Linked DNA regions of Homo sapiens: all the other regions are linked to region 3. A link is an interaction called in ENCODE POLR2A ChIA-PET data of the cell type or tissue named here. Cell type or tissue: B cell. All regions are shown on one strand. Links, peaks and the distances in the headings refer to the core of each region. The heading gives the core; the rest is flanking DNA.

Evidence for each region. ChIA-PET counts read pairs that join two places held together with the same protein. Peaks named below come from ENCODE experiments on the same cell type or tissue, not always from the same donor. Only the 100,000 strongest peaks of a DNase experiment are listed, where the experiment ranks them.
Region 1: POLR2A ChIA-PET joins it to region 3 with 5 read pairs; 3 of 35 experiments call an interaction of 5 or more read pairs at or near these places.
Region 2: POLR2A ChIA-PET joins it to region 3 with 5 read pairs; 3 of 35 experiments call an interaction of 5 or more read pairs at or near these places.

Annotation. Positions count from the first base shown.
Region 1 is chr16:10,948,435-10,958,812 of GRCh38, forward strand. CLEC16A (C-type lectin domain containing 16A) reads left to right here. Exons shown (of 24, transcript NM_015226.3): 2 at 9,348-9,476. Among named protein-coding and RNA genes, the nearest start is that of CLEC16A, 9.1 kb to the left of the region's middle. RefSeq lists enhancers at 1,130-1,279, 5,544-5,613. In B cell, for the core only: CTCF peaks have their summits at 1,040, 5,680 (motif pointing right) and 5,880; DNase peaks (open chromatin) are centred at 1,127, 5,687 and 8,140; H3K4me3 peaks cover 651 bases; H3K27ac peaks cover 1,013 bases.
Region 2 is chr16:11,001,706-11,012,083 of GRCh38, forward strand. It overlaps CLEC16A (C-type lectin domain containing 16A), which reads left to right. Exons shown (of 24, transcript NM_015226.3): 11 at 1,369-1,600. Among named protein-coding and RNA genes, the nearest start is that of CLEC16A, 62 kb to the left of the region's middle. RefSeq lists a silencer at 4,255-4,491 and an enhancer at 5,968-6,672. In B cell, for the core only: no CTCF peak of the experiment used is centred there; no DNase peak of the experiment used is centred there.
Region 3 is chr16:11,324,534-11,334,911 of GRCh38, forward strand. All of the region lies in intron 1 of LOC105371082 (a long non-coding RNA gene), which reads left to right. Among named protein-coding and RNA genes, the nearest start is that of RMI2, 16 kb to the right of the region's middle. RefSeq lists enhancers at 1,326-1,375, 2,813-2,872, 2,963-3,032, 3,093-3,152, 4,043-4,092 and 1 more. In B cell, for the core only: no CTCF peak of the experiment used is centred there; DNase peaks (open chromatin) are centred at 3,048, 3,418, 4,178, 4,558 and 1 weaker place; H3K4me3 peaks cover 2,713 bases; H3K27ac peaks cover 3,174 bases.

The DNA.
Region 1 (10,378 bases), core at 989-8,988, 380 kb before region 3:
TTTGCTACACACCATGGGTGGTTTATTGTCCAGATTAGTGGCAAGGCTGTGACATTGACTGACAAATGTCCACCACCAAGCGGAAGCCTGAGTGATGGAATCGTTTGATTGCTACTGAAACATCATCTTTACCAGGGACTGCAAGTCTGCGGCTGGTAGAAATTGGTCGTTTTTGTATTGTGGCCTTCATTCTGGTCCACTTTGTGTGGGGGTCAAGATTTTTGGTTCCAGTGACAGAAACCCAGCTAGAATTGCCTTAAGCCTCAAATGGATTGAATAGCTCATGTCACTGAATGGTCTGTCCCCGCTAAACCATGGCTGAATCCAGGTGTTTGGAGCCGTCAGAAATCGGCCTTTTTCCACCTTTCAGCTCTACCTTTTTCCTGTTGGTGTCATTTTCAGGCAGGCTGCAGGCTTACATCATATCAGCTTAGCATTCCTGAGGAAAAAGAGAGCTTCTTTTCTCAATATTGCCAGCAGAAGTCCAGAATTGAGATTGAGTATCCCTGGACCAGCAAGGTCTCATGCCACCCCTGAACTGTCACTCTGGCCAAAGGTATAGGGGGATCTGATTGGCCATTCCTCACTCATATTCCCTTCCCTGGAGCAAGAGTGGGATTAGCTCCACTCAAGCTAGTGGAAAAGAATGAGAGAAAAGAGTGGTTCCCCATGGGAGAATCAGGGGTTATTGCCCAAAGAAGGCGGAGAATGGATCCATGGCAGGTAGACAGACGCACACCTACTCTTGGTGCTTTCAAGTTTTGGCTAAGGTGGCACTGACAGTGTTAGAGCTTGGGGTACAATATTGCCATGTTGATTTTCTTAAAATATCGTCTTCACCATGCCACATATTATGGGTCCTAGGCTCCCACTATGTCACGTCTAAGTTCTTCCAGGCCTTCCCACCATCTAGTTTGGGAGCACAGGGAGTTAGGAACATCCTTGTTAGGCAGACGCTGTTTAAATGGAGACCAACGGGGTGAGTCGTTGTTACCAGGCAGCGGGGTGTCAGGTGGAAGGAAGGATGTTTCAGGCAGAGGAAAAGGCATTTGAGAAAGCCTAGTGGGGCAAGGGGAGCAGTGCACATTGGCAGAACTCACGTGGTTCAGCAGGGGAGTGTTCACTGGGTGAAGAGGAAGTGAGGACCCAAGCTCAGAGCCATGCTTGGCAGTCTCCAGAGGCCAGGTCCCCTGGGGCCCTGTAAATCACTTTAAGGAATTCAGACTATGAGTGAGAACAGTAGGGAGCCACTGAAGGTTTTTTAACTACAGAAAGGCTGTGGTCTGGCTGAAGCTGGCAGAATGGATTGGATGAGGGGCAGACTGGAGGTGGGCCTCCACATGTGTTGGTGGGGCGGGGAGCAGGGGCTCTGCTGCCGTCCCCTGGTGAGTTACGGTAGCAGCTGCTGTCATCCAGGTGTATCTCCTGTTGGTGGTCCACTCACACACATACCTCGCCTGCCCACTTGAGGTCCCCTGCTCTTTTCCTCCTGCCCATCCAAATCCCTAGCTCTATCCCGAAAATGCCAGTTCTTCCCTAAAAATTGCCCTGGTGACTTCAGCCAACAAGAGTTTTGCTGTCTTCTCTAACTTCTTCTGTGCCTGTTCACACTGTCCCACACAGTTAACACATTATTATATACTTCTCATCGCCAAAGAGTGGGTCGGCTGTTAGCTCCTGTGCGTTCTTAAAGTTTCATCTCGGCCTTGAGTTAGACCCTCAGGAAGCTGGCCGGGGTTCCTGTCCTTTGGCTATCAGACATTGTCTTCCTTTGTTACATATCTTTTTTGTTGTTTTCTCCCAATTTGAACATAAGAATCATGAAAGCCTGTATGGCTTGTTCAGCTGGGTACTGGTATGCCAGCACAGGACGTGGCAGATAGTAAGCAATCAACAAATATTTGTCACAGGATGAACGAGAGGCAGACCTCTGTTTTCAGAAAAGGCCAGTCTTTTCCCAACAACTGCTTGTTCTCCCCAGTTTAGTCACAGCACCTGTGCCACAGCCATGACTTTCTCTAGGGCTAAAGCCCTAAAGAAAGCTAGGGTATAGCCCTGCCTATACCCTACACATCCCCGGCCCAGCCTCACTTGCCGGCCCTGTTTGACATCTTTGGGGGATGATTCACCAGGGGAAGCACAGCCTGTGAACACCTTCTCTAATCCTCTAGCCTGATTCCACCCTCCGTGAAGCTTCTCCTTGTCCTGCTGGCCAGAAGGCTGAACACTGACCAGATGGTGGTTTTCAGGGCACAGAGTGGGACACACTGGGGAACGTCTGCAGGGCCTCTGCCCGAGTGCTGAACAGGCCAGACAGATACAGGCTCTGTGTCTCCCATCCCTCTACCACACCTGAGACATTGTTATTTGGAGCTGTGTGGACATTGGGGGGTAAATTTCTAACCCCCAGACCTCCTATCATTCTGCTTATCCTTTCTCATGCCCCACCTTGCAAATGTACATTTCAAAATCTTGAAGGAGGAGCATCCTAATAAGCTCATTATGGTGCAAGGCATAGCACGTGCAGAAAATGCTGTCACTGAAATGAACTTGGACCTAGTATTCCTGTCTCTGAAATGGACTGAATTGCTAATTTTTGAAGGATATGGGGCATTATTAACTGTAGTGGTTTAACCTGTGAAATTAGTGACTCTTGAGAAAGCAGAGGCTATTGAGGCCAGATTTGTTTACGTCTGTCATCCTTGGTGATGCACCTCGAGTGTGTTGGTTACAGTTTCTCTTCTCCAGGCATTTCAAACTCTGAAGCTCATCTGTCGGTGGAGAGTTAGCTAACAGGCAAAGCTCGGATATTGAGACTGCATCTGCAGAGCTCCTGCTGGGGATATGAGAATACTGGCTCTTTTCCAGACAAATGGGAGTTAGAGCCTTTTATAAGGACTTTCCATAAGATCTGATAGTATTTTCATGCCTTTTTGGTTTATCTATTTGGTGTTTTTTTAATTTATTTTTTGTGTGTTAGGCATTCATAACCTCATGTAAATTCTTGGCCAATAAAATTGTTGCTTACTTCATTGTTTGCATTTCTGTAGTCCTAGAAGGGTTGTAATCATGGGGTCTGGAGTTCAGTCTGCCTGGTTGTAACCTAGGCACCTCCTGTGCTGCACCAGGGCCCTGGGCAGATGCCTCAGCTCCCAGAGCATCATCCCCAAAGGGTCGATTGTTTCTGGGATTAAACGAAGCACTCAGACAGAGACTGGCAGTAATAGGAAGCTTCATCTGTTTTACTGAGGTACATACATAGTTTGAGAAAACACGTTGTCATTCTAACAGTGGTTATCATTGTAAGAGAAACATTTTAATTTGCTGCCGTTAAGTAGCAAGGTAATTATTCTGTCCTTTGAAACTTTTCTGAGATAAAGACACAGCTTTCCATACAAAGATGGTCATAGCAACATTGTTATCACTCACACAATTAGGAATCTTAATGCCCTTCAAAAGAGTTGCTACTGTGCTTGTCCTTTCAGTGTCATACTGTGTAGCCATTACAGATATTTGCAAACAGTTGTCAATAACCAAAAAAAGTGCTTTTGTTTTAGCTGAGGTGGGAAATAAGATTGGCACTGAAATGGATAATGCAACATGACCTCAACTATGTAAATATCCATAGCAAAGAAAAAGACCCGAGGAAATAGATTGCAACTCCAGCAGCAGTCATCTCTAGGCACCACGGTTGCCGTTTCTCTTTCATTGTTGTCAAAGTTTCCTACTTCTCTAAAGTGAATGTTACATTTATAATCAGAAGGTTTTATTAAAATGGGCCGGGTGAGTTGGCTCACACCTGTAATCCCAGCACTTTGGGAAGCCGAGGCAGGCAGATCAGTTGAGGTCTGGAGTTCAAGACCAGCCTGGCCAACATGGCTAAACCCCATCTCTACTAAAAGTACAAAAATTAGCTGGGCATGGTGGCCTGCGCCTATAAACTCAGCTACCTGGGAATCTGAGGTAGGAGAATCGCCTGAACCTAAGAGGCGGAGGCCGCAGTGAGCCAAGATCACGCCACTGCACTCCAGCCTGATGACAGAGCAAGACTCCATCTCAGAAAATGACAACAACAACAAAAAGTTATTAAAATGTTTATATCTCTGAGGTGGTTGAATTACCTAATCTTCCAAAGCCCTGGAATTAGATACACCATTAAAACATTAAATCTTAATCCATTCAGCCTTTCCCCCCATTACATTCAAGCAAATGTATATTGAGCATCTCTTCCTAAAACACTGTGTAAAACGGTGTGCCAGGGCATTGTGGGACAGAAAGACGAGCAAGGTGAAGGTGTAACCCTCATTGAGCTTTGGAGCTTGCAGTCTACTGAGTATTTCTGTATACCAGCAAAAGACATTTAGAAAATGAATATTTGAAACAATATCATTTACAATAGCATAAAAAAATGTCGACTACCTAGCAGCAACTCTAACAATAGATCTGCAAGATTCCTGTCAAGTGAGCATGGAAACAAATGCTGTAAATATCAGAATGTTACACTATTGTAAATATGTCAGTTCTCTCCAAATTTAGCCATAGATGTAGGGCAAGTCTAAGAAAATTTTAGCACGTATTTTTGTGGAAATGAAGAAGGTGATTTTTGAATGTATATGGAGATTAAAAGGGCCAAGAATAGGCAATATTGAAAAACAGAAGGAAAGAAGTTGGAAGACTTAATTACTATATGGCAAGATTTACTGTAAAACTGCAGTAATCAGACAGTATGGTCTTGATACAAGGATAGACAAATAGATCAATGAAACTGGAGTATCCAGAATGAGACCCACATGGGTAGTCACCTGATTAATGACAATGGTGGCGCTGGAGTGCAGTAGAGAAGTGAGGGCCTTTTCTGTAAATGGTGCTGGGTCAAGTAGATTTCCATATAGAAAAACTTAATTTTGGCCAGTACCTCATATCCTACACAGAAATCAGTTCCAGATGTACTCAAAGTCAGAATGCGAAGAGTAAAACAGTAACTTTGTTAGAAGTAAAAAGCATTTCCTTATAACCTTGGGGTAGGTAAGAACCTCTTAAGCTTGATACAAGAAACACCATCCAAGGGAAAGATTAATAAATTGAACTACATTAAAATTAAGAACCTCTACTCATCTAAAGACCCAGTATAAAGGGAACGAAAAGGTAAGCCACCATCAGAGAAAGTATTTGCAATATTTATCTCCAGTAAAGGGTTTGTGGTCAGAGTATATAAAGAAAAGCAAGAAAAAGCCACACAGCCTAATTTTAAAAATGGGCAGGCTAGGCGCGGTGGCTCACGCCTGTAATCCAAACACTTTGGGAGGCTGAGGTACGTGGATCACGAGGTCAGGAGATCGAGACCATCCTGGCTAATACAGTGAAACCCCATGTCTACTAAAAATACAAAACAATTAGCCGAGCGTGCTGGCGGGCGCCTGTAGTCCCAGCTATTCGGAAGGCTGAGGCAGGGAAATGGCGTGAACCCAGGAGGCAGAGCTTGCAGTGAGTGGAGATCGCACCACTGCACTCCAGCCTGGGCGACAGAGCAAGACTCCGTCTCAAAAAAAAAAAAATGGGCAAAAGACTTGCACAGGCACCTCACAAAAGAAGATATTCAAACAGTCCATAAACATATATGAACAGGCACCCGGTTTCACTACTGGAAGAAAGCCCCCACGCAATATCACTGCATACCCAGCAGATGGCGCCACCGACCAGGGCAAAGAACACCAAGTATTGAGAGGCCAAGAAACAAATGGAGTTCTCAGACCTTTCTTCCTGGCCACAGGTCTGTGGGCGAGCTACTGAACGTCGCCAAACCTCACTTGCTGTCTTGTCCTGTGCAGTGGCAACAGTGTGCACATCTTCAGGTTACTGTGAGTCTGTAGGTCACATGAAGCCCTCGCAGAGAACCAGGCACGTGGGGGCTCCTAGAATCTTTTTTTCAGGACTTACCGCCCTGCCCTCTCTGCCTATAAGGGCCTTCTGGTAGTTACTAGGTCTTTTTCCCCCAGAAATTATTTAATAAGGGCAACAATAACAATAGCTAGCACTTGTATCATACATAGTAACTGCCAAGTTAGTTATCTGTTATCTCCCAACACCACCAAAATAGGTAGATACTAAAGTATTCAGGTACCATTGCTGTTTACATTTTACTGGTGAGACAACTGAGGTGCACAGAGGGAAAGTAACCTGCTCAGGATCACCCAGCTAATAAGTGATGGAGGTGTGCTCAGACCCAGGCATTCCAGTGTCTGTGATTAACCCTATGTTCTAATTATACCAGTGTTTGTAATTAACCATATACTCTAGTGCCTCTCAGGAAATACCAGACTTTCTCTACTTCCTGCTCTGGTTTCGCTGAACCTTCCCATCACGACTCCTGCCCTGAAGCCCTCTTTCCCTGTTTGAATCTAGCCTGATCTCTTTTCTACCTTCCTGGAATATTCCTTAGATAATGTAGTAATAATGTGAATAACGGCCCCCACCACAATGACCATAATCTAATCACCATGGCAGCCAAGCCTGCTTCTGTTGAGCCCTTGCTCTGTGCCAGGCGCTGTGCTTGGCTCTTTCTGTGCATGGTCACGTTGCCTCTCTGGAACAACCCAGTGAGGAAGCCTTGACTGTTCCCACCACTGTGTAGAATCTGAGCTGCAGAGAGGTGAAGCGCCTTGTCCAAGGCCACAGTTAGGAGGTGGCAGGGCCAAAGGTCAAGCCCAAGTCTGTCTGCCAGACTCCGAAGCCTGACCTCTTCACCAGAGCTCTGTGCTGTCACTTGCCGTGTCTGGCGTTTGGATCCCTGGCTATGTTCAGTCGTGTATGCTTTGATCTAAGTTATGTTTACAAAGACCATCCCCTGCCCCATTCAGCATTTATTGAACACCTGCTGTGTATCAGACATTTGGAGTGTATTGGGGTCAGCAAGATCAATAAGGTGATGGTGCTGACCTTGAGGAGCTCAGGTCTAGTATGGGAGGCAGATCTTTGCAAATGAGGGTGGGCTGTGCAGTAGCAAATATGTGTGGGTACAGAGGTGCCAGTGAGGAGGGAACAATTAAATCCACCTGGGAGGGGGGCATGGGGAACGCTTTACCAAGAGATGCCCGAGCTGGGTTTTGAAATGTAAAAGTTTGCTGGATGACAAGGACAGCAAGGGCATTCTAAGCAGAAAGCCCCATCAATTGAAGTCATGTGGTCCTAAAGAATTTAAAATTTCTTCTTCTTGTTGGGGATCTTCAGAGCAGACCCACCCACCTAAGCCACCGTCTCCCATTGACCAGGAGTATGATGTGTGATGCTAATAGATGTACACAGAAGAGAGGAGGGAGAATCTGCCCTTCTCCCATATTGCCAACGATGTCTTGTCACTGGCAGGGTGTCAGGCACATGGGGGCCTGCGTGGAGAGTGTCACTGATGGCCACAGCTGGAGTGGTGCGGTGACTGTCAGACTTCAGTGGGATTGGGGCCCTGCACCAAAAGTCCAATTCAATGGGTCTGGGACAACTTACAAAGGTGATTCTGATGCAGGATGCCTGGGAACTGCAGTTTGGAAAACTCTGCCGTTTGAAACTCTTGGGGAAGATGCACTTGAGGCAAGATGAAGATGTAGATTTGGGAGTGGGTCCTCCAATGATTCATCCCAGGGTGGTTCAAGTGCTGTTTGAGTTACCTAATTATAGAGGGAAACTGGGCCCATGCCCCCTCCCGCAGCCTTTTGGTAGATTTGGGTACAAGTGGTTGAGGATTTGTGTTTTTTGAGGGCTCTTCTAATTACTGCATATTAAAAATTACATGCAATTTCTAATAAATTAATTAAATGCTTGATTATACTAGGTCTTTAAAGCATAACAAACAGTATTCGTAAATAAACCCTAGCCCCTTTAAATAGCAGATTGTTCTTTATTGTTTCATCTTCAGGCTGCTTCCTCTTTATGTCTTACCCGTTTTTAGAGATTGTAGATGGGACAATCCTATCTAGACGTTTCCTTCCTTGCTCTCACCAGACCCCCAGCCCTGAAAACTGAAGTTAGCCATAAAAGAAATCAGGAGAGGAGGGCCCTTTTCCTGAGTCACTTCCTCTTGGTGTCTGCTTTTCCTTCTCAAGCCTGAGCTCCCTTGACAGGTGAAGTTACCTGGGGCTGTGGGCCCTGGAGAAGCCATCTTAAAAGCCGTGCCCGGTGGCACTCCCAGGGCATCCAGCTAGGCTTCTGGTCCCCGCGCTGCTCAGGACTGGCCTCGGTGATTCTTTTGGTCTCCCCCACCAGCAAAGAGGCCTTGAGGACTGGAAGGTGTCTACCTGTCTCAGCTCCAGCACCTGGCATTCAGGCCTGTTTGGGTAGATGAAGTACAGCACCATAGCCTCTGCAGCCCTTATTTATTTATTTATTTATTTATTTAGACTCTCGCTCTGTCACCCAGGCTGGAGTGCAATGGTGTGATCTCGGCTCACTGCAACCTCCACCTCCCAGGTTCAAGCAATTCTCCCTGCCTCAGCTTCCAGAGTAGCTGGGATTACAGACTTCGCCACCACACCCAGCTAATGTTTGTATTTTTAGTAGAGACAGGGTTTCGCCATGTTGACCAGGCTGGTCTTGAGCTCCTGACCTCAGGTGATCCACCCACCTTGGCCTCCCAAAGTGCTGGGATTACAGGCATGAGCCACCGCTCCCAGCCAGCCCATTTAACTCAGTGAATTTAACAATCTGTTCTCAGCAAATAAGACCATTGCCCTTGGGCTGCAAACCACCCAGATCATTTGAGCCATAAGTTCTGATGGGCTCACTGCACTTGAGAAGGATTGTGAGCATTCCAAGGGGAATTGCATGTGATTTTTGTCCCAGCAACTGCTGTGGGACCCAGCCTTCCTAAGCTGTGGCTCCATCTCTCTAAACCTCAACATTAGCCTGGCTGCAGGCCCCGTGTTAGGCATCCAGCCTGAGCTGTATGTCCCCACTTGCTCTGAAGGCATCAACATGATGGGAAGCATATGAAACAGGTGGCTACTTGCTCTTCTCTCAGTCCTGCTGAATCTGAATTTCCGAGGGGGCTCCAGGAGCCCCCACTTGATTCAGTTCTCCGGGTGGTTCTCTTGCACACTGCAGTTTGAGAGTAGTTGACTTCAAGGGTTTGACGATTTTCTTGTCTCCGTCTGGGTTGGTGTGTCCTTGGTTTAACCCTTCAAAGCATTGTCTGCTATTTTTCTGGGGTTGTGAGTTACATCTAATCTGAATGGGAAATTGCATTACCCAAACCTGAAAAAGCATTGCTGCATTGTCTCCAAAATATTGCTAATGGTCATGGAACTTGGCTTGCATTTCAGTTGGTAACCTTTAATTTCCTTTTCTCTCATTTCTCTCAGGTATCTGTACCACGTTTTGACCAAAAACACCACAGTCACAGAACAGAACCGGAACCTGCTAGTGGAGACCATCCGTTCCATCACTGAGATCCTGATCTGGGGAGATCAAAATGACAGCTCTGTATTTGAGTAAGGGTTTCTAATGATTGCTGTTCTTTGATTATTCTTCTTTGAATGTTTTTCTAAATGTATACTATGAGTCATTCTGGATGATGTCAGGATTTGACGCTAATTTGATCTTGCCTAGATATCTATCTCTGTCTAGCTGTAAAAAAAAAAAAAAAATGCCCTTGAAGCACTATAGAAATGCAAGCCAAAAATGGGGAAGTTATGGAAATGAGTGTCTCTAGAAAACCTGAAAATGTCATGGGTAATTTTCCTTCAGGTTGTGTCTGATTATTTTCCCAAAGGAAGGAGAACATGTCTGGTGGTTAGATTTGACATGAACAGAAGGCCTGTGCCCTGGGGGAGTCCCTGAGGGCTCCCAGTTACCATGTTTACTGATGACCAGGCACAGGGCTGAGCTCCTGATGAGATGGTCCACCTAAGTTTCCCACCCACCCCATGGTAGAGGCCCTGTTGGTGTCCCCTTTTTTGCTCAAGGTCACATAGCTGGTAAGCGGTGGAAAAGTGACACACCCAGAATCAGTGAGGGGTCCCGCAACTCACCACTTCCTAGGTGAGCAGTCCTCAGCCAGGCTCTTCATCTCCCTAAGCCTCAGTTTCTTTACCTTTAAAAGAGAGAGAAAAAGTTCTCTTTGTCTAGTGCCTGGTACAGGAATAAATGATAGCAAATGATAAAGACAGACGTGCCTCACTGGACAGTTAAAAAGCAAGGGCCGCCAGGCGCGGTGGCTCACACCTGTAATCCCAGCACTTTGGGAGGCTGAGGCAGGAGGATCGCTTGAGCCCAGGAGTTTGAGACCAGCCTGGGCAACATACAGAGACCTCGTCTCTACGTATAATTAAAAAATTAGTCATGCATGGTTGTGTGTGCCTGTGTTCCCAGCTACTCAGAAGGTTGAGGTGGG
Region 2 (10,378 bases), core at 1,160-9,159, 320 kb before region 3:
ATCTCGCTCACTGAAGCCTTGACCTCCCAGCCTCAAGCAATCCCTCCCACCTCAGCCCCGCAAAGTGCTGGGATTAGAGAGGTGAGCCACCACACCCGGCCATCTCTGACTTTTTAAAGGAAGAACTTTGTCCTCTGGGGCGAGCTGATCTTTGACTTATTGCTGATACTTACTAGGCTCCCTTTCTAATGAGAGCCAGAATTTGACAACACCCACTACACCTGGCTTTTTCTTTCTGGTTATTTATGTTTAATATAATAGCAAGGCACGCTAGTGTTCCATTGCCTGTAGTGATAGTTTTGTTTAAAATGAACTTATTTGGGTTAAAATTAATAATAATATCAGTGGGCTGTAGCTAAGACACAGCTTGTGTGGCTGGTACGTGGTTTTGAATCCCGGCTCTGCCACCTCCTGGCTGTGTGACCTCGGGCAGATCCTTTTCTGTCTCTGTGCTTCAGTTTCTTCACCTGTAAAATGAGGATGACACAGTAATATCTCATGCAGTTGCTATAAAGTTCAAGTGAGATCATATAGTCAGAGCCTGAGAACAGCATCTGACACATAAGAAAGTACCACAGAAGTGTTCATCAGAAGTTCTCCTTACACAAACAGCTAATATTTGGGGAGTGTAGAGCTGCTGCTGGTAAAGTGCACCATTTCTGACTTAGGGCAGTAGACAGTAAATGGTAGCTGGCACTGTTGTTTTGATTATTTGATGATGATGTTAATAATGGGCATAATAATAGATCTGGAGGTGGCATTTGTTTTGGAGATTAATTTCTCTTTATTAAAATATGTTTTTATTGTCTGTGTTCATGGGGTAAAATGGCAGTGTTGCCACATTGATGTATTGCATTGTGGTGAAGTCAGGACCTTCATTGCATCCATCACTGGAGTAATGCGCACTGGACCCACCAAACACCCTCCCATCATCCACCCCCTCCAAGTCCACCACCCCTCCCAGTCTCATTGTCCATCATCCCACACTCTGCTGCCATGTGCACATGTTATTTAGCTCCTGCTTATGAGAATATGCAGTAAGTGTCTGAGTTATTTCACTTAAGATAATCGTCCCCATGTTGCTGCAAAATACATGATTTCCTTCTTTTTTAGTGCTGAATACTATGCCATCGTGTGTATACATGTCATCTTCTTTATCTAGTCCTCTGTTGGTGGACACTTAGGCCGATTCCATGTCTTTGCTATTGTGAATAGTCCCGCAGTAAGCATGCGAGTGCAGCTATCTTATGATATAATGGTTTCTTTTGGAGATGAGTTTCTTAGGACAGAAACTTTTGGGCAACTTGATAGCATCCAGCAGGATTCTAGTGTTCAAATTCACCTGTTGCCTTCGTTGGACTTTCCTAGGCCAAGCCCAGCATTCGGTGCTTCATTAAACCCACCGAGACACTCGAGCGGTCCCTTGAGATGAACAAGCACAAGGGCAAGAGGCGGGTGCAAAAGAGACCCAACTACAAAAACGTTGGGGAAGAAGAAGATGAGGAGAAAGGGCCCACCGAGGATGCCCAAGAAGACGCCGAGAAGGCTAAAGGTACAGAGGGTGGTTCAAAAGGCATCAAGACGAGTGGGGAGAGTGAAGGTGAGTGTCCCCATGAACGCCGCCCTGTGCCTGCGCCGCCAGCCAGCCCGCCAGCGAGGCTGCCACCTGTGCCCTCTCCACCCAGACTTCTGCTCCCCACAGTGTCCAGCCAGTGATTCGATTCCTACCTCACACTGGCGTACCTCATTCTATACAGCCCTGCCACTCGGAGGCTGCTGTAGGTGTATGTCATATGCAGGTCCAGGGCAAGTCCCGCCCTCATGGGATGGGTGACCTGGGGCCAGTTTTCCTCACCTATTAAAGGAGGGTAACAAATAGTACCTACTTTGTAGTGTTCATACAAGAATTAAATGAGCGAATATGTGCAATGTGCTCCAAACAGTGCCTGGCCCATTCTAAATGCTGCAAAGGCTTCGATGCTGCAGAAGTGTTCGTCATTATTATGACAGTAGGAGCAGCATGGAATTATTATTATCTTTATCCTTATTACTGATATAATTATTCCCAATAACCTGGGGTTATGATTTGCATCCTGTGCACTGCGGGAAGAAAGAGGATTTGTGTTTAATGAAATGATATGCTTGTAGGCCGAGTGCAGTGGCTCACACCTTAATCCCAGCACTTTGGGAAGCCAAGGTGGGAGGATCACTTGAGCCCAGGAGCTTGAGACCAGCCTCACCAACATGACGAGATCCTGTCTCTACAAAAAAAAAAAAAAAAAAAGTGTTTAGTATTTTTAAAATACTGAAAAATCAAATATAATTCTCTCAATTCTTACGTTAAGGTTTTTTAAGTCCTGTCTGTTTAGAATGAGGTGCACTCGTGTGTAGTACGTATGTGCTCTGTAAGCAAAATCATTCATTCCTCCTTTTGCCCTTTTTGGGAATTCTGGTCAATTTTTCACCTCCCTCTCGTTGAGATGCTAAAACCTTCTTGAATTGGAGATCATTTACTCTTGGGATTAAGCAGAATGGAACTGCCCTATTGCTTGTGTCATGGGCCAGGCTCACAGCCACACAGCTGGGGTCTCTGCCCGTCGTCCTGGGCACTGGGGCTGGGGGCAGCGGGAAGTGATGGGGAGCTTGATACTTGGTAGAAGTGGAGCTGGGGCTCTTCTCAGGAAGGTCTGGCCACACTTTCTGGAATGAACTTGGCATCTCCTCAGCAGTCTGGTTGCAGTCTCTGTGGGTGTGGGGAACACTTCCTGTGAGCCCTCCTCCTGGGCCTTGGGCTCACAGTGGCTGCTCTGAAACCACCTCTCCACAGCCCTGTCAGCAAGGACTGCGTGAGCTTCCCAGTCCAGGGCATCTGAAGCTGTAACACAGAGCCACTCGTTCAGTGACTGGGAGCTCATTTGCTTTTGGGAGTTGCCTGAGATTCTGCAGCCAAAGAATGCCTCCGCCACCACCTTGCTTGCTCCATCATGACTTTCTTGGCAGTTGTCAGTGAATACCATGATCACATTTCAACAAGCGTAACCAAAATGTCTCTCTGGTGCCACCGAGACCTCTTTTTATGGTTGAGATCTCCAGCCTCCTCTTATTTCTGTTTAAAGTGTGCAATAGGTGTTTTGGTTTAGGAATTCATTTTTGGCCTGGGAAGCCTTTGCCAATAAATATCACTGTGGTGGGGAGGGGAAGGCCAAACCCAAGGTAAGCCATGCTAATTTGCTTATTGGGGTCATTCTGATTATTTTGTTGTTAATGCTGAAGAAAAATGTCTGCCTAATCCCTAGGTTTAGTTGTTCTGTTGCCACACTGGGGGAGAAATGGACATCTTCACCTCATTTTGTGCATTGTGTTCTCATCGATTTTGTTTTGGAAAGATGCTACCTCTTTCATTCCAGTCCTTTTAAGGATGCTCTCTAACCAGGCCTCAGCTGTGACTAACAGTGGTGTGGATCAGACAGGCTTAGCCCCAAAATCACAATCAAATTAGTCAGCCAGCCAGCCCAGTCCTGGCACACAGGGGCTTCAGGCCAGTTCTGCAGGCTGCTGTTTCAGCTTGAACTGCTTGAATTAGAGTAGGGGCTCCTGGAAGCTGTGCCCAGCTGCCCTGGGCAGGGTACAAGGGAACGAATTTCTGCCACGTCCAAAAGCCTGTTTTCCAGGTGGTTACTTAGCCAGATCGTGCCACACAGGACCCAGGAATCTCCCCAGAGGCTTTGCTTGAACAGTTGGTGCTTCAGGGCTCAGTCACACATGGCTCTCAATGACCTGTGCAATTTTGATGCCCTCCTAATTTCTTGAGCACATTAGTCATTTCAAAATATGATGGATCTGTCATTTTGTCACTCAGCTCACCATAAATACATACAACTTTCATAGACCGGTCCTGCCAGGCAACAGCACTTGTATTCTGGAGCTTTCTGAATTATATATTTGCTCTCTTGATTATTTGTAAATGTGAAGGTGCAGTTGGTGGGTGTTCTCTCCTTAGACGGTATCTGTGTTTGGATGAAACTGCACAGCTGTTAATTCCTGTGAGTCGGAAGGGTGTCAGGCACATTTCTTCATTCACATTGCATACCAGAGAACAGTGTAGATGCTGGGCAGTGCCTAGAAGATGCGAGATCTGACTCGCAGTCATGTCTCAGCATCTAGGTTTATTGTGTGTCTTGGATGGCCTCTTGAAGCTCTGGACCTCATTGTTCCTGTCTGGAAATTTCTGAATATAGAAAATATAATTCACATGATGACTTTTTTTTTTTTTAAGTGAAGATACGTTGATATTTGCGATTGCAAGATTTAGAAATCCAACTCAGACTGGCTTAAGCAAAGAGGGTGTTTATTGTTCATGTTCCTGGGAAGCTTGGACAGGGCTGGGCCCAGGTGCGCTCACATCGTCCCAGCTTGGCCAGCAAGTGGAGAGGGGGCTTCTCCTTCCCAGTGGCTGCCACTGAAGTCCTGGGGCCAATGCTTGTGGGTACTGTGGGCCTGACTTGGGTCCTCTTCCCACCCCCAGAGATATTCTGGACCGATTGGCCTGGCCCGCATGACAAATCTATGCTACAGTGGCTCCCTCAGTAAAAAATGAGATGCGTTTATCAGAAGCAAGGGGCAGGGATGCTGGGCCAGCAGAAATAGCAGATTTCCCCCTAGAAAGTCACACTGTATTTCTGGGTACTCCCCTTCTCTCTCAAGGCCATCTTCTGCCATCCTATTTTGAGATAGACATGCGGCTCTTTTCTCTTCCACATTATTTCTTCTCTAGAAGCTCCTTTCATTGTCCCTAGATCCACGGACTTATCGACAGATGGACATGGTGACTCTTAAGGAAAGAGATGCTGACACTCTGCCTCTGCATACCCTGCCAATCCCATTTTAGTAGTGAAATTTTGACTTTAAAAGACGGGGAAAATACAGGAGTAAAAAAGGCATGTGGTCACGAGGCACAGTTTTGCCATGACCCAATTTGGATATGGCATTAGTGTGTATTGTTTTGTTGTTGTTGTTGTTATTTTTTATAAATGCAGCACCCAGAATTCACACCTCCTCCAGATTTAAGCTCAGACAAGGAAGTTGTGTGAAATGAATGTGCACCCCTAACCCATCCACTCCCTTCCCCAGTCTACAGAGGAATTTGCTCTGCCTCAGGTCCCAAGTAATGGGTGACTCATTCTGCAACCAAGAAATCACAGGGCCCCTAAATTTGCAGAAATTAAATACTAAAAAAAGAAGGATATCATCGTCCCTGTAGGCAAAGAAGCATTCACTCTGCCCAGGAAGGCAGACTTCCTAGGGTACGTGCTTGTTTTTTAGCTTGCCCTTGAGTCTGAAAGGACAGTTATCTCTTTTGGAATTTACTTAGAGCAGTAACTTAATAAGCATATCCTAGGGACTGAATCCTTCAAACTCCTCATGTAAAAATAGGGCTGGACTACTGTTTTTTTGCCTATGGAAAAAGTAATTGCCCGGACTCACCTTCAAAGCCTACTCATTTGTTGAAATTCCAGCAAGGGCATGAAGTAAAGATGATAGGCCTTTGAACCTGCCAGGTTAGCTGGGTTTGAGAGGGTACCTGGGAGTTTAGAGACCCATCTTGCCTTTTTCTTTTTCTTTTGGAAGTCTCTACTGAAATGGGATGAAACCTGGCCTCATTTCCAGCTCCTCTTTCAAAATTAGAGCCAGCCCCAGGCCTGGCAGTGTCTTGGTTGGGGCAAGCCAGGGACTGACTATCGGAGAGTTGAGATCTGAATCCCAGCTCTGCCCCTGAACAGCTGTGTGGCTCTGGGCAAGTAATTGCCCTCTCTGCACTTCTCCACCTATAGAGGGGACTTCCTAATGCCTGGGCCTCAGATTGTCATAAGTGAGAACATCAACACTGTAGCGTTCAGCATGTGACACAGGAGCTTTCTACGAACCCTGGCCAAGGTGGAGGGCAGAGTGAGGCGCTCGAACAGCAATTTGAGTGTGGTTGCATGACCTCCACTTGGGCACCAAGCACGTTTCTGTGGGACCCGTTTCTCTGTTAATTTCTACAGCTAGTAAGTGAGCTTAGTGAGTGTGCAGGTGAGTATGTGTGTGAGAGTGAGTGTGTTTGTATGTATGTGTGTGTGTAATGGTGGGAAGAGAGGGAGAAGAAGGATCAGCAGGCCCAGGCGCTGCAGTAGAGAGATGTTGTGGGGCTGTCAGGTTTTCAGATGGGCTTAACTGGGATAAGGAGGAGAATTAGAGGTGAATTAGGACAAAGCCTCTGAAGAGCAACTTCCCGAAAACAGTTCTCAACTCAATCTCCTGCTGGGCAGTAGAAGATAATAAAAAAACAAAGGAAGGGCTGCCCCCAGTACTTAGAGCACTTAGCGCACACACTCTCGGTCGTTGTCAGGGGCTGTTTGCTTCTTGAAATTCTGCTAAAAAGCCAGCCAATTACATGCAGGCTGTCCCTTATATCCTAGGTAACCAGCCAGGCATCTTTCCCCTTAGCCTTCCTTTGAAGGTCTTATTCCCCTCTTGCCATCTTTTTTCAGTCTGTCCTTGCTGTGATCGCTGGAATATGGAACACAGAGGGCAACTGAGAAAATCCTTGAATTTGTGAAGTCAAAGACTATTGGGAGGCCATGCCTGCCATTTCCCTGAAAAGCACTTCATTTACCAAATACTAATCAGATTCGAATGGACATCAGCCCGGGCGAGTTGTTAAATTATTGCTGTAATTTGAAAAATGAGTGTGTCAGAGTATCAGGGAAGCTCAAGAATCTGGCCAGAGCTGTCATTTAGAGAGGCAGAAGTGGACGTCCTTGGGTGCTGAGGGCCCTCAGGACTCTCCTGGCCCACACCAGTGCCTCCCCACATAGGCACTAGTTGGACAACAAGTGGAAAGATGTGGCCTTCCCTGCTCCCTTTTTTTTTCCTTTTTTTAAACTTATGGTAAAATACGTATAACAAAATTTACCATCTGAATCATTTCTAAGTGCACATTTCAGTAGTGTTAAGTACATTCGGCTGGGTGCGGTGGTTCACGCCTGTAATCCCAGCACTTTGGGAGGCCGAGGTGGGCAGATCACAAGGTCAGGAGATCGAGACCCTCCTGGCCAACACAGTGACACCCCGTCTCTACTAAAAAAAAAAAAAAAAAAAAAAACTAGCCAGGCGTGGTGGCGGGCACCTGTAGTCCCAGCTACTCGGGAGGCTGAGGCAGGAGAATGGCGTGAACCCGGGAGGCGGAGCTTGCAGTGAGCCGAGATCGCGCCACTGCACTCCAGCCTGGGCAGCAGAGCGAGACTCTGTCTCAAAAAAAATAAAAAAGTACATTCACGTTGTATAACCATCACCACCATCTGTCTTCAGAATGCTTTTCATTTTTCATCTTGTAAAACCAAAACTGTGCCCATTTAATAACTCCCCACCCCACCCTTTGATGTTCTGTCTTTATGGGTTTGACTGCTCTAGGTCGTTTATTCAAATGGAATCATACAGTATTGTCTTTTGTGCCTGGCTTGCATCACTTAGCATAAAGTCTTCAAGGTTCATTCATGTTGTAGCATGTGCTGGGGATTTCCTTCTCTTTCTTTTTTTTAGGCTGAATAATAATTCCGTTATATGGCTGGACTACATTTCTTTATCCACTCCTCTGTTGATGGACACTTGGATTGCTTCCACTTTTGGCTATTGGGAATAATGCCGCTATAAACATGGGTATACAAATCCATTCCTGCCTTTGAGGCTTTTGTAGAATTGATAGAGGCTGCAGAGGGTCTGGGTGGTACTGGCCAAAGCAAAATGAGTTGGAGATTTGAGTTCCTGCTCCCAGCTTTGCAGCCTCATGAGCTGTGGGATGGTAATCACATTACTCAGCTCCTAGAGGCGGGAAACTTCAGTTGTGTGATGGCGCCGTACCACCTACAAGGCTAGGCGCTGGAGTGTTGGACATGACGGGCCATGCTGCCTGGCATGGGAACTGATACTGTGCAGGCACTCATTTCCACAACTTAAGGGGGCAGTGCAAAGAAAAGAGCCCACAGTAGCCTGGGGCAGAGACTAATGCCTTGGTACTTCAGTTTCCCCTGCCTTAACATGCAGAGTTGAGGGTACATAAGTATTTCTACCACTGCAGAATATAGAGATGGTTTTAGATGGTACAGGGAGAGCCTTAAAGAATATGGTGGCCAGGCGCAGTGGCTCACACCTGTAATCCCAGCACTTCGGGAGGCCAACACAAGAGGATCACCTGAGCCCAGAAGTTCAAGACCAGCCAGGCAACATAGGGAGACCCCTGTCTGTACAAAAAATAAAAAACTAGCCAGTCACAGCGGTGTGTGCCTGTAGTCCCAGCTACTCTGGAGGCTGAGGTGGAAGGATCCCTTGAGCCCAGGAGGTTGAAGCTACAGTGAACTGTGATCGTGCCACACACTCCAGCCGGGGTGACAGAGTGAGACCTTGTTTCTTAAAAAAAAAGAAGATGGTGCAAGAGCTCTAATTCTAAATGATTATCTCCATGGCAGGGGATAGGGTGGGTGGGGGAGCCTGCATATTTGCTGTGACAGGTATTTAGTACTTGAATACCTCTTTCATAAACATGAATCTCCCTTTCATCTCCCTTTCTCAATGCACACAACAGGCCCTAGCACCTTTTTGTTTATTCATCATGTATATTTTTGTAGTTGCTTTCTATTTATACTGGTTTTATGCTTATGGTAATTTTCCCAAACTTTTTATTTGAAAATAATTTCAAATTTACAAAAGGTGCAAAGCCAAAAATAGTATAAAGAACACCTGTTTACCCTTTACCCAGTTTACCCCTGTAACATTTCATACCATTTACTTTCCTATTGTATTTTCTCTGTCTGCACACCCGCCCCACACACCCCACGCACATTCATCGTGCCCCTTTCCTCCTGAAGCATCATGAGCATTTGCTAAGATTAAGGTGTTCTCATTCATGAGCACAGCACAGCTGTCAAATTCATAGTATTCTCCTGCTGTGTTCTTGTTGTATTGGCCTAATAATGTCTTTCTAGCATATTCTCTCCTCCAGTGCAAGGTCCAATCCAGAGGCGGGTGGTGCCTTCCGTTGTCACGCCTCCAGCCTCCTTTACTCCGGAACATTTCCACGATCTCTTTCTCTTTTGCGACATTGACTTTTTTTTGAGGAATACAGAACCTCCTCCTTTTTTTGTTCTAATAAAACGTCCTTCATTTTGTCTTTGTGTGATGTGTCCTTGTGATTAGACTGAGATTATGCGTTCTTGGCTGGAACACGGCATGGGTGATGTCATGCACTTCTCAGGGTGTCACATCTGGAGGCACATGATGTCCTTCTGTCCCTCTTGGGTGATGTTCGTTTTGGTCACATGACTAAGGTGTTGCCCAGTTTCTGTATTGTGTAATGACCTTCCTTTTCTTCCCAACTAATAAGCAGTCCACAGGGAGACACTTTGGGATCATACAGATATTCAGCCCCTTGTTAAAATTCCCCCTTAGATTTGACATTTGTTGATGATTCTTGCCTGGTTCAGTCACTATCGTAATGGGCAGGAAAAGATGATTTTCCACGTTCAACATTCTCTCTGTGTTTAAAAGTCAGCCCTTGGCATTCTGTTGTAAGCAAGACCTTTCCCTTCTTCTCATTTATTTATTTATCTCTTATTGGTGTGGACTCATGGATTCCAATTTTCTAATGGTTTATAGTGCATTACTGTATTTAATTATTTTGGTGCTTAAATTGTCCCAGAGTTGGCCTGCAGGAACCCTTTCAAGCTGGCTGTCATGTGCTTGCCTGGTGATTTTTTGAGCAGTCACTTACACTTTCTGGCATAACATGGTGTTCTGTGTTCATCTAGTACCTCCTCTGCCTGTCCTTGGAATTAACCATTTCTCTGGCTCCTGTCCATGGGCAGGGGTATTAGAGGCCAAGATTTGGGCACTGGATGTGCTCATCGCTACTGAGGTATCTTTGCAGTTTGGCCCTTTCAGTGGAGAAAGCTAGGAAATCTATGTATGTACATATACAAAGTGTACATTTATATGTGCCTACATATACATACATATAAGCATGCGTACACACACGTATTTTAGAAATCATATGTTCATACCAGTACCCCCAATTCCAGTGAATTTACAGGTTTTTTTTTTCTTGTCCTCTCCCATCTTAGATTTGTATGTTTCTTCTTGTACACTGAGAGCCCTGACTCCTAACAACGTCTACTCACTGATTTGCCCAATCTTATAATGCACCTAAAAGCTTCAGAATTGCTTCACTTAGAGTTGTTTATTGCTTAAAAAACAGTTCAGGATGTTTTTGCAATTTTCCCTCCCCCATGCCCACCCCAATACTTTACTTATCCCCATATAGAGGATATATAGCTGAGCACATTAA
Region 3 (10,378 bases), core at 986-8,985:
CCAGCTATTTTTTGTGTTTTTGGTAGAGATAGAGTTTTACCATGTTGGCCAGCCTGGTCTCAGACTCATGACCTCAAGGGATCCACCCGCCTTGGCCTCCCAAAGGGCTGGGATTACAGGTGTGAGCCACTGTGCCCGGCCTATTTTATTTTACTTTATTTTATTTACAGAGACAGAGTCTCACTATGTTGCCCAGGCTGATCTTGAACTCCCGGGCTCAAGCAGTCCTCCCTCCTTGGTCTTCCAAAATGCTGGGATTACACGTGTGAGCCACCATGCCAGGCCCATTGTTATTCTTTTAATGAGCTTTTTTCCTGAGCCCCTACTATGTGCTTGGCTGGACATGAAACCCTTCTCAAGGAAATAAGGTTTGTCTGATGCTAATAATGAACTTCATTTTAGTAATGAGGATTCTGAGGTCCAGAGAGGTTAAGACTTTTATGGAGGAGCACAAGCTGGCCCAGGACCTCCACACTTTAGTGCCCTGTAACTGCTGGGAGCTTCCTGGTTGGATGGGCAGGGGAGAGCTGGCGATTTGGCATGTTGGGACAGGGGGAAGAGCAGGCAGAAGGGTGTTCCAGGCCGAGGGCACACTCCAGTGAAATCCAGGAGTGTAGACTTTGATGCCGGGTAAGGCTGGGGCAGCAAGGGGCCCGGAAAGTGCCACTGGCTGCAGTCAAAGTGGCCTGAGCAAGGTGTTCTCTGTGTTTCTGAGGCTGACCTCTGTGAACTCAGAGAGAGAAAGAGAGAGAAGGGATATTGGTGTGCGCTTGTGTGCATGTGTGCACAACCATGCGGTCTGGCAGGCTTGTGGGACAGTGCCCATGTACAAGCAGCTCTCTTGTGTGTGCAGGGCTGCTTGGAGGCCATGGTCCTGGGCTCTTGGGTGTGTGTGAGTGTGTGTGTTTCCACTGGTGGAAAATGGGTGTATCTCTTGGCAGGAGCTGGGAATGTGAGTGGGTCTGAGGTCCAGGGAGAGCAAGCCTACGGTTGCAAGTGGGCAGACTACGTGAGAGGGGTCTGGGAGCCTTTGTGTCTGTGTGCATGCGTATGTGTGCCTGCGCCTCAGAGTGTATGCATGAGTGGATGAGTGTATGCACACCTGTGTATGCAGTCATGCACACACATGCATGTGTGTGTATGTGCGTGTATATATGCTTATGTGTATGGGAGTGAATGTGCCGCCATGTGTCTGCTTGTGTCTGCAATAGCCTGAGTGTGCATGCGTGTGAGTTTTGCTTTCACATTCAGTGCTAGTCAGAGGCTCCAATTCCTGTAAACCTCATGGTCTCATCTTCCAGCAGACATCCCACAGCAGTGGCAGTGGGCACCACAGCCTAGGCTTGATCTGACTTATGGCTTCCCCTTTTCAAGCCTCTGGTTGCAGGGTGTAGAGGGGATGTAGGTGAAGGCAGGACACCCGGCCCCCAGCTGGCCGCAGGCCCCACCATCCCTGGCATCTGCGGCATGAAGCCACCCATGGGAGTCTGAGGGAAGTCACATTACTGGGACTGGCCAGGGTAGAGCTGCCCTGGGAAATGTGGGTTCACTTTCATTCTACTGAAGGTGAAAATCAGATCACGCCTCTCCTCTGTCTCTCTGAAAACCCTCCAAAGAGTCCCTGTTGCATTTCAAGCGAAACATGAGTCTCTACCCAGTATCTCAGATGTCACCAGGGCCCTGCTGGCCAGAAAGACTTGGGAAGGAACCACCCATGGTGTATCCACTGTGTCACTCTTGGCTTCGAGTCCCTTCCTGTAAAAGCTGAGTAGGAAGTCCTTGCAGGGGGCAGGGATGATTGCGTGCTTGTGGCCGTTCCTCTGTCCAGTGGGTAGACACTGGGAGGCTCTGGAGACTTGGCCATGAAGGAGACAGCCCTCCCGGTGGGCCAGAGCCTTTTCCCTTTCCATATAGCCATATGCGATAGTAAAGAGCGGTTGCTTCTCCAGGCTTTAAAAAATTTTTTATTTTATATTTTATTTTTTGAGACAGGGTCTTGCTGTGTTGCCCAGGTGGAGTGCAGTGGTGCAATCACCACTTACTGCAGCTTCAACCTCTCAGGCTCAAGTGATCCTCCCACCTCAGCCTCCAGAGTAGCTGGGACCACAGGTGTGCACCACCACACCTGGCTAATTTTTTAATTTTTTCTAGAAACAGGGTTTCCCTGTGTTGCCCAGGCTGGTCTCGAATTCCTGAGCTCAAGTAATCCTCCCACCTCAGCCTCCCAAAGTGCTGGGATTACAGGCGTGGGCCCCCGTGCCCAGTCCCTCATGCCATTTCTGTGCCACTAGGAAGTAACACTGGCTAACCAGGTTGACATTTCTCTTGTTCCCAGAGTGAAACGAATGAGTGCTTCTTCTTTAATCCTGCAACTACCCCACATGGTCAGCACTTATATTTTCACTCTTACTTGGCAGATGAAGAAATTGAGTCCTGTTAAGGAACGTGCTTAGGATCACATGCTAGGAGGTGGTCGTGCTGGAATTCAAATCCAGGCAGGTGCTAGCTTGAGAGCCACTGCTCTATAAAGCCCTTCTCAGGCCTCCACTCAGGCCAAGGGAGGAGGAAGGGCCCTCAGGCAGGAGCAGCGTGAGCAAAGGTCTGGAGCTGGGACTGAGCATGGCATGTCAGGAGAGAGAGACAAGAGCTCTGTGGCCATGGGGAGCAGCGTGAGGTCAAAATGGAGAGGCAAGAGGAGGGAGGGGTGTGGAGGTCCCTGAATGCCAGCATGAACGCTCCGGGCCTTCTGTGGGGTGGGCGGCACGGGAGAAAGGGAGTCTAGCCAGCTCCGGCTGGGTGCCCTGGCTCAAACCATCCTTGCCTCAGGCAAGGACACCTGCATGGACCCAGTCGCTCAAGTCCCAAACCAAGTCCATCCTTGAGTTCTGTCTTTGTCTCCCCTCATCGGGCCGTGGGGAGTAGAGTGAAACCGCAGCTGCAGCCTCCTGGCTAGTCTCTCCACTCCTCTGCCCCCACAGCCCAGTCTCCACGCGGCGGCCAGGGGCGTCTACTGAAAACGAAAATCAGGTCATGTCTCTCTCTTTCTCTTTCTCTCTCTCTTTTTTTTTTTTTGAGATGGAATCTCCCTCTGTTGCGCAGGCTGGAGTGCAACCACCTCCCGGGCTCAAGTGATTCTCCTGCCCCAGCCTCTCAAGTAGATGGGTTTATAGGCCACCCACTACCACGCCCGGCTAATTTTTGTATTTTTGGTAGAGACGGGGTTTTGACATGTTGGCCAGGCTGGTTTCCTGACCTCAAGTGATCCTCCCACTTTGGCATCCTAAAGTGCTGAGATTACAGATGTGAGCCACTGTGCCCAGCCTCCTCTCTCTGTCTCTCCCCACCCCTCCCCTCAAAAATGCGCATTCCTGGTACATTTAAAGCAAAATCCAAATTCCTTTAAGTGGCCTGTGAGTCTCTACCTGATCTTGCCTCACCGACCTCTTGACTGCATCACTGACTGCTCCCCCATCACTGCGCACCCATACTGGCCTTTCTGTTCCTCATACACACAGGGTCGCTCCCGCTGCAGGGCCTTAGCATTCGCCATTCCCTCTGGTGGGAGTGGCCCTTCCCCAGCCCACCAGCCCCTTCTGTCATTCAGGTCTCAGCTGAGGGAGCCTGTGCAGATAAGCCCCTCTCCCCACCCCTCCTGGTTTATTTTCTTCATCTGCATGTGCTTAGCACCCGAAATTGTCTCTTGCTCTCTCCCCATCCTTCACCAGATTATAAACTCCATAAAAGCAGGGTCTTTTGTTGGTTTTGTTCACCGCTGCATCCCAGGCATTCAGTGAGCACTTGTTGAGTGAAGAAATCAGACTCAGTCTTCCCCTCTGTAAAATGGGACCACATCAAACCTCCTGGCAGGGTAGTGGTGTGGCTCAGAGGTAACGTTTGTACACAGTTGGACTTCTTCCCTACTGGCCCAAGGACTTACCTGGCCACCCCTCCTGGAACCCAGCCTCCTCCAGCTCCCCCAAGCCCTCTGCCTTGGGAGCGGACACCTTAGCAGAAGGGCCGTCCTCCAGACCCTTTGCAGCCAGGCCTCTCTGCTCACAGATCCCTGAGGACATCCGGAGGTTGGTGCCCAGAGCCTAGCCCCAGGCTCATGCAAATTCTGTCTTCCAGTTCAGCAGCTGTGGCCTCCTTCACTCGGCCTTTTAAAAGAAATTCTTGGGCTGACTCACACTTCCTTTGTCTCCAGCTGGGTTCACTCAAGTGTCGCTGTTTTGCAAGGCTGAGGTTTGAGTCCCTCAGAAGCAATCTCTGATGCAGGGGCGCTGTGTGCTTCATTGAACTTCGAATGAAGGTCAGGCCCCCCAGAAAACCTCATACCAGGACAGTTGGGAAACTACCCCTCACTGGTGGTCAGGGCATTCTGGGTTGGAGAAACTGCTTTGGGGCTTTGGCAGGTGTTCATTTTGTCCATCCCCCTGCCTCCCACCTAACCCCATCCCAAACTCACTCAAAAAAATGCCCCTACTGCCCTGGGGGGTGCATTTCAACGTCTCATGTACCCCGCTTTTCCTTCCTTCCCTGTGAAATCAGGCGTTTGGATTCAGCGCACTGCTCAGAAGGTTTGTTTCTTTCTGTGCAAACACGTGGAGTGATGCTCTGTCTCGATTTTCTAGAACACTTCCACTTTCACAGAATTGCGGTTATTTTGAGAAAAAGGGTCTGTTACAGGTACAACAATATACTGGTACTGGTCTGCATTTCTTGTTTCTGTCCCTGGAAGAGTTTTTATGTAAATAAAGTCACACTGCTCCAGGGGAAAGGAATTCCTGAGGAATTCCCTGGAGAGAAAGGGATGAGTGATATTTAACCCATTTTCTCCCGTCTCCAGTAGAAAGAACTGGAGCTTTGGAGGCAGGCTGATTTCAGGGTCAACCTCTTCCTGGCTGTGAGGCATTGAGTAAGTTACTTAACCTCTCAAAGGGCCTGAATTTCTTGGGGGTAGATTTAGGGCACAGTTATCCCTGGATACTATTTTTGAGGGGGGAGTCGAACCTTTTTTATTTACTTATTTTTTTTAGAGACAGGGTCTTGCTCTGTCATCCAAGCTGCAGTGCAGTGGCATGATCACAGCTCACTGCAGCCTCGACTTCCTAGGCTCAAGTGATCCTACCACCTCAGCCTCCCAAGTAGCTGGGACTACAGGCACACAACACCATGCCCAGCTAATTTTTTAATTTTTTGTAGAGACGGGGGTCTCCCTGTTACCCAGCCTGGTCTTGAACTCCTGGGCTCAAGCGATCCTCCCGCTTTGGCCTCCCAAAATGTTGGGATTATAGGCGTGAGCCTGGCCTGGAACCTATTTTTAATAAATGGAAGTGAAATTCACGTAACATAAAATTAACTAATTTGAAATGAACAATTCAGTGGTGCTTAGTACATTTACAGCGTTGTGCAACTACCACCTCTCTTTAGTTGGAAAACATTTTCATCATTCCCAAAGGAAACTCTGTATCCATTAAGCAGTCATTCTCTACTCCCTCTTCTCCTTGGTAGTTAACTTAGGTACTACTGGGCTTTCTTGACTGAAGTCCCTGAAGAAGAAACAAATATTTTCCAGCTGGGCCACCACCTGTGACAAGTTGTCATTTGCACGGGGCTGGGATTCTGTTCTGGGTATGTATGTGCCATTCTATATATATGTGTGTGTGTATATATATATATATATATATATTTTTTTTTTTTTTTTTTTTTAATGCAGAGACTCACTCTGTTGACCGGGCTGGAGTGTAGTGGCATGATCTCAGCTCATTGCTACCTCCGCCTCCCAGGTTCAAGCGATTCTCCCACCTTAGCCTCCTAAGTAGCTGGGACTACATGTGTCCACCACCATGCCTGGCTAAGTTTTGTATTTTTTGGAAGAGACAGGGTTTTGCCATGTTGGCCAGGCTAATCTCGAACTCTTGACCTCAAGTGATCCACCCACCTCAGCCTCCCAAAGTGCTGGGGTTACAGGTGTGAGCCACTGCGCCCAGCCCCCCATTCTCTAAATTTTGACACAGCTGAGAGTCATCTAACCACCACCACAACCAGTACACAAAATAATTTCATCCCTCCAAAAAATTCCCACTTGCTACCCTTTTGTCATCATCCCCTCCCCTGCTCCCAGCCCCTGACAATCACTGGTCTGTTTTCTGTCCCTAGAGTTGTAGCTATGCCCAAATGTCAGATGAATGGAATCCTGTAGATGTGTACTTTTGGGTCTGGCTTCTTTTGCCCAACACCAAGTATTTGAGATTCATCCAAGTTGCTGGTTGTATCGGTAGTCCACACCTTTTCACTGCTGAGTAGTAGTTTATGGTGTGGATGTACCACAGCTTGTTAAATTCCTCTGTTAAATTGGGTTGTCTCCAGTTTGGGGTGATGATGAATAGACTGCCCTCAACATCTATGTATAGGTTTTTGTGTGAATGTAAGTTTTCTTTTCTTTTTGACATAGGGTCTTGCTGTGTTGCCCAGGCTGGAGTGCAGTAGTGTGATCATAGCTCACTGCCCCCTTGACCTCAGGGGTTAAGTGATCCTCCCACCTCGACCTCCCAAAGTTCTAGGACTACAGGCGTGAGATGCCACACTCAGCCTTGAATCTAAGTTTTTATTTCTCTAGGTTAGACACCCAGAAGTGGAAACGCTGGGTTGTATGGTGAGCGGATGTGATTCTGCTCTGTTTGACCTGGGTAAGTTAAATCTCTGTAGACCTCAATCTCCCACTTCTGTAAAATGGGTATAAGAACAGTGCCAACTCCATTGGGTTATTGTGAGGATGAATGAGACACATAAGGCACAGAGTAAGTGCTCAATAAATGTTGCCTTTTGTTTTTGGGTTGGAATTTTTTTTTCTTTTTCTTTTTTTTTTTTTTTTTGAGACGGAGTCTCGCTCTGTCGCCCAGGCTGGAGTACAGTGGCGCAATCTCGGCTCACTGCAAACTCCGCCTCCCAGGTTCACACTATTCTCCTGCCTCAGCCTCCCGAGTAGCTGGGACTCCAGGCGCCCACCACCATGCCCGGCTATTTTTTTTGTATTTTTAGTAGGGACGGGGTTTCACCGTGTTAGCCAGGATGGTCTCGATCTCCTGACTTCGTGATCCGCCCGTCTCGGCCTCCCAAAGTGCTGGGATTACAGGCGTGAGCCACCGTGCCTGGCTGGATTGGATTTTGTTTCATCCATATCTTTGGCCATGTTTTTACCTGCAGCATGGGGGCCATTGGCCAGTGCTGTTGAAAGAGGTGGGGTATGAGGATTTCCTTGAACCCCCTTTTTAGGGCCAGAGGTTGGACTCCTGGGGAATTCATTATCAAGTCTGGCTGTAGACAGAGGTCCTCTCTGTAGAAAAAACATGAGTTAGGATGGTCCAGTCCCTTTATTCCACAGAAGGGGAAAGTGAGGCTCAGAGAGGGACAGTGTCTTGCCCAAGGCCACTCAACCAGGCAGTGGCAGAGAAACAGTTGGCTCCAGAGCTCCTGACTTGCCAGCCCCATGTACCTCCACCTTGATCCAGTAGCCAGTGTTTGTTGAATGACTGAGTGTGAATGAGTGAGAACACATTCCTAACACATTAGGAACACAGGCTCTGGAGCCAGCCTGCCAGGGTTTCATATCAGGTTCTTCCCTGCACAAGCTGTGTGATTTTGAGCACATTCTTTGACTTCTCTGAACCTCAGTTTCTTCATCTGTAAAATGGGTACAATCATTGTATCTGCTGTACAGAGTGATCAGGAGGCTTAAATGAGGTTACGTGTCCAGGCATGGTGGTTCACACCTATAATCCCAGCTCTTTGGGAGGCCGAGAGTTCCAGATCAGCCTGGCCAACATGGTGAAACCCTGTCTCTACTAAAAATACAAAAAAATTAGCTGGGCGTGGTGGCAGATGCCTGTAATCCCAGCTACTTGGGAGGCTGAGGCAGGAGAATTGCTTGAACCCGGAACAAGGAGGTTGCAGTGAGCCAAGATTGCGCCATTGCACTCCAGCCTGGGCGACAAGAGCGATACTCTGTCCGCCCCCCCCCAAAAAAAAAGATAATTTATGCAAAGACTTAAAACAGTGTCAGGCACACAGTAAGTGCTGAATTAAAGCTAACTTTCGCCAGGCGCAGTGGCTCAAACCTGTAATCTCAGCACTTTGGGAGAGTAGGGAAGGAGGATCGCTTGAGCCCCAGAGTTTGAGACGAGTCTGGGCAGCTAGTGATGACCCCATGTTTACAAATAATTTAAAAATTAGCCAGGTGTGGTGGCATGCAGCTGTGGTCCCTGCTACTCAGTAGGCTGAGGCAGGAGGACTACCTGGGCCCAGGAAGTCGAGGCTGCAGTGAGCTATGATCATGCCACTGCACTCCAGCTTGGGCCACAGAGCAAGACTCTATCTTAAGATAATTTTTAATGAAATTAATGACAAGGACATGGTGGGGGGCTGCAAACAGATGTTTCCACAGGGAGTGCACAGTCCTGCCAGTGACGGAGCAGGTCTCCTTCTTGGTTTATTGAAAAGTCGAGGAAAATGTGGATAATTCATGTCCAGGGACCTGTAGCCAACAGAAAAAAGCCCCTGCCTTCCCCGACTCAGAGCTGCTGTAATACAGAAGCCACAAGCCACATGGGGTGACTGAGCACTTGAATGGTGGCTTAATATGAGTTGAGACGAGCTGTCAGTATCAGTTATACAATGGATATCAAAGATGCGGTATGAGCAAAGGTCCTGAGGCAGCTTACCTGGCATGTCTACGAACAGCAAAGCAGTGAGTAGGAGATGAAAGCAGTGATGTGATCTTGTGGTGTCTGTTTCTGTGTCTGTCGCCCCACTTGACTATTGCTTCCTTTGGCAGGGGCTGCATCTGCCGTGTACGTTTCCATAGCCACGGGCTGGCATGGCATCTGGCATATAGTAGGTGCTTACCACATGTTTGTTGAATGAATGAATGGATGTTGGTGGTAACTACATGCAGCTGAGTTAAACTGAGCCCAAGGAGAGAGAGGACCAAATGCCTGCTGTAGTGGACACTGGTGTGTGCCCGGGTCCCCCTTCTACACAGAGGCAGTCACTCCCCAGCTGCTGGGAGAGCTGGTGGCTGATGGTTTGTGCCCAGCTGAGTCCCTCTCTGGGCATGGCCCCCTAGACCCCCTACCCCACGGGTCAGCACACCTCCAAAGACTGGTGAATATGGAGTACAAAAGCCCGGCCCCCTTTTCCCCAGGCAGGACAGCTCTGCTGTGCTACTTGAGCTCCAGAACTTTCCCCAGGGATGACTGAGGCCTTTGTTGCGACTGCATCTGCATCGCAGCTCAACTCCTCTGCCTGGTCCTGCTGACCTCACTCCCACGCAGGTGCTGCCTCCAAGAGCACTCCCCAATAAACCTGCTCACTCGTCCGTGGGCTTCCCTGGGAACCTGACTTGTTACTCTTCTCAAGCCATAACCCTGTCATTCGTCCATTCATTCAGTAAATATGTACTGAACAGCTATGCCCCAGGCATTGTTTTGGGATCCAGCAGCAACCCCAGACAGACCAGGACTGTTTGTGTAGGGATACTGGCCATCGAGTTTTTAGATTTCACCAAGACTGAATCTCATCATCTCCAGCCCCACCATGGCCATGACACTCCTGGGAGGCCTGGCTGCTTCAGCTCCCTAGAGTGGCCCTTAGAAGGTGTGGACAGGTGTGGGGACAGGAAGGGAGCAGACCCAGGAGCCCAGGTCTGTGGAGTCAGGCAGACCCAGGTTCGAATTCAGCTTAGTGCTTTTTTGCATTTCCCTAGTGACTAATGATATTGAGCATCTTTTCATGTGTTCACTGGCTTTTGTATATGGTGTTAGTCCACTTTTGTTGCTATAAAGGAATACCTGAGGCTAAGTAACTCATAAAGAAAAGAGGTTCGGGCGCAGTGGCTCACACGTATAACCCCAGCACTTTGGGAGGCCAAGGTGGGTAGATCACTTGAGGTCAGGAGTTCAAGACCAACCTGGCCAACATGGTAAAACCTCGTCTCTACTAAAAATACAAAAATTAGCTGGGTATGGTGGTGCGTGCCTGTAGTCCCAGCAACTCCGGAGGCTGAGGCAGTCAAGACAGTGCACTACAGCCTGGGTGACAGAGCGAGACTCCCTCTCAGAAAGAAAGAAAAGAAAAGAGGGCTGGGCGCGGTGGCTCATGCCTGTAATCCCAGCACTTCGGGAGGCTAAGGTGGGAAGATTACTTGAGCTTAGGAATTCGAGACCAGCCTGGGCAACACAGCGAGACCTTGTCTCTATTATAAATAAAAACAAAAAGTTAGCTACCAAAAATGAGGTGGCGTGCACCTGTAGTCCCAGCTACTTGGGCAGCTAAGGTGGGAGGATCACTTGAGTCTGGGAGACTGAGGCTGCAGTGAGCT